Regions from separate parts of the Homo sapiens genome. Here region 2 is linked to region 1. A link is a loop called in an ENCODE intact Hi-C map of the cell type or tissue named here. Cell type or tissue: PC-3. All regions are shown on one strand. Links, peaks and the distances in the headings refer to the core of each region. The heading gives the core; the rest is flanking DNA.

Region 1 (2,925 bases), core at 128-2,627:
ATTTATTTTTCTCTTTACTGAAAATTTCGAGGTCAGTCTCTGAGATTTGGAAGCAATCTTATTAGCTCTGTGCCCTAAGGCAAATCCACAGTGGAGATAGGAGTGCACTGTGAGACCCTGAAGGACTTGAGGCCTGACAATTTTCCCTTGCAGCCCTCCTGTCCTCTTTCTCTGCATTTCTTCTCCCCACTGCTTCTTGCAAATAACCTTAGCCCCTAACACATCCTCCCCACCACTCTCAATAAACTCCAGACTGTCCAACTATCCACACTGCAAGAACAATCTCTTTAGTTCTATTTCTGAAACTAGTGTTCATTGACTGGCCCCTTACCACTAAAGTCTCATAAAACCTCACCCTCCTTCCCCAAATTAGAACACTTCTTTCTAGCCTTCCTACGACTGACATTTTCAAATAAAGGTTTATGTTAACTGACCCATGAAGCCACAGTTATCCTGTGCCCTGTGGAATTCCATTACTCCTACTACATGGCCTCTCTTTCTGGCAGAGTTAAGTGGTTGCTGGCAAGAAGAGAGGCATGAAGAAGTGTATTGGGAGATATGAATTCCAGGACAAAGGAAAAGCATGATCTGAGCAAGAAGTGTCTTCATTGTGGCTGTGAAAGATACAGTGAACAATTAAAGTCATCCAATTCATAGAAAATTTGAAAGCAAATAATTACAAGGAATAGATCTCATAGGGCCTCAAACATCTGATTCAAGAGTTTGAAAATTCCTCAGCTGGATAGTAACATAGTCATTTAAACGAACAAGCAAACAAAAGCCAGCATGGGACATTCCTTCAGAGTTTACAAAATTATTTCCTATATATGCTCTAATTTAGCGATTTTTTTTGTCATGAATTTTCCTCTGGCAAAAATATTTAATCTGGAGCAGAGAGAGGAAATACTGGAGATAAAAAGACCTGTTTGAAGCCATTAGAATGGTGCCTGGGATTTTAAGTCTGAGTGACAGGCTGGGGATAGAGAAGCCATAACTACCAAATGTAGAGAACAGTGTCCAAATGAAGGAGGACACTGAAAGCACATGGCGATGATTCCTTTTTAGAAAATATTGAATTTGAAGTGGCAACCAGAAATGCAGACATATTTCCATGCCATCAGATTTATGAGACTCTATTAGACACACGTTGCTACCTATTTGGAAGTTATATATTTGGAAATTTGTATGTGATAACCAAATAAGATCAAGTAAAAAAAAAAAAGTCCAAGAACAGAATTAAGAAGAAAAGCCAGAGAATATTATGAATGTTATGGAGATTGTTACTTGCTCTGATTGTTCCAGATTGTAACCTCAGCATCTAGAACTCTACCGGGCACCCAGTAGGTTCTCATGAGTGTAGGTCGACTACATGAATAAGGCATGCCAAAGTGCCCTCCAGTGGGCAATGTTCTCTGCCTATCAGGACAGACTCTGCAACTATTCCTGAAAAGATGAATGCCAGAGAAAGTAAAGCAAGAAAGGTGTGCTAAAATAATTGCTCTGTTCAATTTTTCAACAGTACCTTATGCTTTAGAGCCATCCAAAAAAGGGCAAAAAGGGGAAGAAAAGGGAAAAAAAATATTGCTAGTGAGGTCAGTTCTCAAAACCAGCGTGGTTTTGGTTTCTTTTTGTTTGTGTTTTTAATGAGTAATCCTTTGTCAAATTTATCCATTGACTGTCAACAATTCAACCCTTTCTATTAATTTATAACCAAAGGAAATTCCTGGGAGATTTTTGAAGTTTTCCTTTACCCATTATTGAGATGAGCCATGGGCTGCACCATGCTTACATAACCTTTAGAGTAAAGTCTGAAGAAATAAAAAGTGACTCAAATGGCAGTTTTATGAGACTTCTGCAGGGTGGGTTTCAGGATGATGCTTTGAGTCTGCATTTGAGATCATAGTTTATTTTCAGCCCAGGCTATGTGAAGGATTTGTTTTACTTTTAGCACATCAACATAATGGAAGGGGTCTGAATGTGTTTTCTTTAAATCATTTCAAACTTTTTTGTGGAGCCAGGAATAGCCAATGAACAAACAAATAAATGAAGGAAAAAGTTGAATTTTATGAGACAACATTTTATAACATAAAAAAGTCTGAATTATCAAGTACATACAAATAAGCCTATTTTTTTCCCACAAAATTAAAAGGAGAAAAAAAAATTTGGGAGTGGATGTAGGGTAGTGAGAAATCAGCATACATCAGCTCATTTACTTAAACAAAGATAAAGAATATTTTGTACTCAGAGAGTTGTATGACATGGACACGTATTGTTTCTCTAGTGGGCATGTACTGTTTCCTCTTTCTGTTAATACCAACTGCCCTTGCTCCTCCTCTTCCTCTGGAACCTCTCTCCTAATCTCCTCTCCCCTCCTCAATCCAGCCTGTGGTTCCTATGAAAGCCACGAAGTTCTTACAAGGCAGCACTGTTGATTAGTTTTTTTTATTAGCTCAGGGATAGACACCTTCTTCAGACTGAGCCATTCAAAGCTCTTTCCTGAGCAATTTCAACCCTCAGGTAAAGAAGAGACTCAGTACCTCTGTAGTGCATAAGAACTACACAATGGGAAATTGAGAAGCTGTCAGCTCACATTCCACACCTCCAGCTTACCTCGTGAAGAAGGTAAGTCTTCAGTGAAACAGAATGAACCAACCCCCTGAGAAGAGCAAAAGTGAGTCAAGGTGAGGAAGAATGAGAGAGAGAAAGAGAGAGAGAGCGAGAAAGCGATCTTGCAAAAATCAGGCCAAGATGTCCTGTTGATCTAAGGCTAGATGCATTTGCATCCTTCCTGTTTCTTCAATCTTGAATTTTCATTAACCAATGCATCTCTTTGCCTATTTTGGCTGTCTGAATTAGTTGAAGTTGATTTTCTGTTACTTGAAAACAAATAAAAAGTCAGAACTTCCTGGCCTTCCAAAACAAAAA
Region 2 (2,925 bases), core at 229-2,728, 190 kb before region 1:
ATGTTTAATTGCTTACTTGATAAAGGCTTTGGAGCAGGGAAATAAAAGGTGTGCATTTTAGAAAACCAACTGGTAACAACATAGAGTATATTTAAATGGAGGAAGATTAGAATCTGGGAGACCAGCTTGAAAACAAGTGCTGTAGTTCAGGTATACAATGATTGAATGTCTCAACTCTGATGAGCAGTTGGGTTGAAAGGAAAGGAAAACTAGGAAAATCGTTTTGAAGATACTTAATGAAGGGTGATGAAGCACAGCTCCAGCTTGGATGATTTATTGGATGGGAAAGAAATACAGCAGATCCTCAATAACGTGTATGAGGAAGAAACTCCATTCCCAATTGCACGTTGTCTTCATGTCTGTTCTTCCCATGTCTGCATGGATTTTCTCTTGGTACTCCAGTTCCCTTCTACATCCCAGAGATATATACAATGGGTTTGTTGAGGTGTCTACACTCTCCCAGTTTGAGTGCTCTGCACTGGAATGATGTCCTATACTCCAGGCTACTGGGATGGCTCCCGGCACCGTCAACACTGAACTGAAATAGCAAATAGCCAGCTATCTTACTTGTTTTTATTAATCTTTCTTAAGTGGATGTATAACTCACATTTACTTCAGTGTTGAATATTAGAAGGGTTTTGATATTGATTTGGAAGTTTGGTGATGCTTTTGTGACTAGAAATATGCCATCGGAACTTAACTCTTGTTTATATCAATTCGCCTATGGTAAATTTTTTTTGTTATATATCTTTTGGCTTAAAGTTGCATTTTCCAAGGACCTGTGGATGACGTTAAGTGAGGGCTTACTGTTTTCGTTAAGCACCTACTCTGACAGGTGTTTTATTTTACATACAAGGTTTTATTAAAGTCGTATTATTGGCCACATTTTTCATATGAAGAAACAGATGCGGAGAGCCAAGTGTCTTGCCCAACATCACACTGCTTATAAATAGCAGAGCTAAGATTTAAACGGAACCAATTTGTCACGAAATGCTGTGCCCTTTCAACTATGCAACAATACCATTAATTGCACAAAAATATTAAGAAAAGCAAATTTTTTATGTCAGGAGTGGGTGAGGAGGTAGCAGTTCAGATAATTCTGTTGCTAATATTGCTTTTGCATCATCCATGAAAATGGCATCACAGTTAAAAGGCAAGTATCTTAGTATTATAAAAATAGTTCTGATCTTATGAACCCATGAAAGGGTTCCATGAACCACACCTTTGATAACCACTTCATTAGGCTAATAGGAATCTGATGTGGGTGCTGATCTTCTCTAGCAAAGCTTTTGAATACTGATTGCAAAGAAAAACTTCCAGGAGGCTGAGGCAGGCATTCGAGACTAGCCTGACCAACATGGTGAAACCCCATTTCTACTAAAAATACAAAAAAAACTAGCCGGGCTTGGTGGCGTGCACCTGTAGTCCCAGCTGCTCGGGAGGCTGAGGCAGGATAATTGCTTGAACCCAAGGGGTGGAGGTTGCAATGAGCCGAGATCATGCCACTGCACTCCAGTCTGGGCAACAGAGTGAGACTCCATCTCAAAAAAAAGCTTTCAGGGAATTTTAAGAAACTGTAGGTGCCCAGACCAGTTAAATCCAAATTTCTGGGCAATGATGGCTTTTTAAGCTCCAAGTGGTTCTAATAAGCAGTTAGATTTCATACCATATGATAGGACATTTTATCAGTTTTTGTTTTTTTCTTGATTGCAAGGTCAGAGGACTTTACAGCAGGCTTTGCTCTTTTCCTTCAGAATACTGTCTCTTGTCCAACCTTTTTATCAAAGACATATATGGAGCATTTATTCTAATTTTTTTTCACTCTACCATTTATCATTGTTTTGCGTATGCCTTCTCTAACTCTTGACACCCTTTTGCCTTATCTTTAGATCTGAGGTTTATATAAAATAGCTCCAAAACAAAGCAGCACAAACAGCAAATTAATTGTAGGTACCATGATAATGAGATGAAAATAACTACAAAATCAGTGTTGCCAGTGGAAAACAGAGTTCAAGCGCTTCTACTCTGTACTGTAGTTTTACTCATCATATCCATGAAAGTTGTTAAATGGAAAGTATTAAGTAGAAAATGTCTCTGTACATTTTTAAAATATGACTGGTGAGAACAAATGGTTGTTTAATCCAGCCCCCACATTTTACAAATGAAATGAAACTGACAAGTGGAGATGTGAGATGTTGATTCACCTAAGGTCAAATTTTTATACTTGGATTACTTCATTAACCCAAATATTTTGTGGCCACTGTTGCTGAGAAGAGATGGGTGATGGGTTCATATCTAAATATTAATCAAGCCTGATTTCTTGCTCTCAAATTAAACTGAGGTTACTTGCCTATTTGGTGCAATATCATCACCCTACCACGTGATAAGCAACAAAGTTTAAATTTATACGCTAATAATGCCAAAAGAAAATGTTGATAATTTTTATGTATTAGTGGAAATCTTTTCAACCAATTCTGGTCACTTTTTTTGGGCAAATTATATATATGTGTGTTTGTGCATTCATATGCAGGCTAACATTCTTGCATTTTCATGTTTTGCATTTTAAGAGACTAGTTGGAAAATGCTGACCTGACCTAGATTTTCTGAATGATAAATGCTGACCCACTTTTCTAATGCTGAATAATTTTGATCACAATTAGGTCAGGAGTGTCATTTCTGTGTTCCCTTCCACCCCCAAAAAGGGATAAACTAGTTTCATGTAAAAGAAGTAAGTATTAATACAAGTAAAATTGTTACTATTTGGAGTTTTTAAATGTTGTCTTTTATATTAATTTTTGTTTTAAAGCTGGAGGAATTAGTATGTCAGTAAAAATTTATTCCCCATATAGGAGGCAGTCAACATTTGAAGCTTCAACACAGTGTTATGTATAAATAAGCCCCTTAATCAACAAATTTGCTAAACAA

What was found. A loop is a pair of places that touch in the nucleus more often than their neighbours do. Peaks named below come from ENCODE experiments on the same cell type or tissue, not always from the same donor. Only the 100,000 strongest peaks of a DNase experiment are listed, where the experiment ranks them.
Region 2: a loop joins it to region 1, with 4 times the contacts of the local background. A loop is called at or near these places in 2 of 110 quality-filtered maps.

What each region holds. Positions count from the first base shown.
Region 1 is chr5:82,884,668-82,887,592 of GRCh38, reverse strand. No RefSeq gene overlaps it. Among named protein-coding and RNA genes, the nearest start is that of LINC01338, 26 kb to the right of the region's middle. In PC-3, for the core only: a CTCF peak has its summit at 1,389 (motif pointing left); a DNase peak (open chromatin) is centred at 1,712; H3K27ac peaks cover 1,484 bases.
Region 2 is chr5:83,071,166-83,074,090 of GRCh38, reverse strand. All of the region lies in intron 1 of TMEM167A (transmembrane protein 167A), which reads left to right. Among named protein-coding and RNA genes, the nearest start is that of TMEM167A, 4.8 kb to the left of the region's middle. In PC-3, for the core only: no CTCF peak of the experiment used is centred there; no DNase peak of the experiment used is centred there.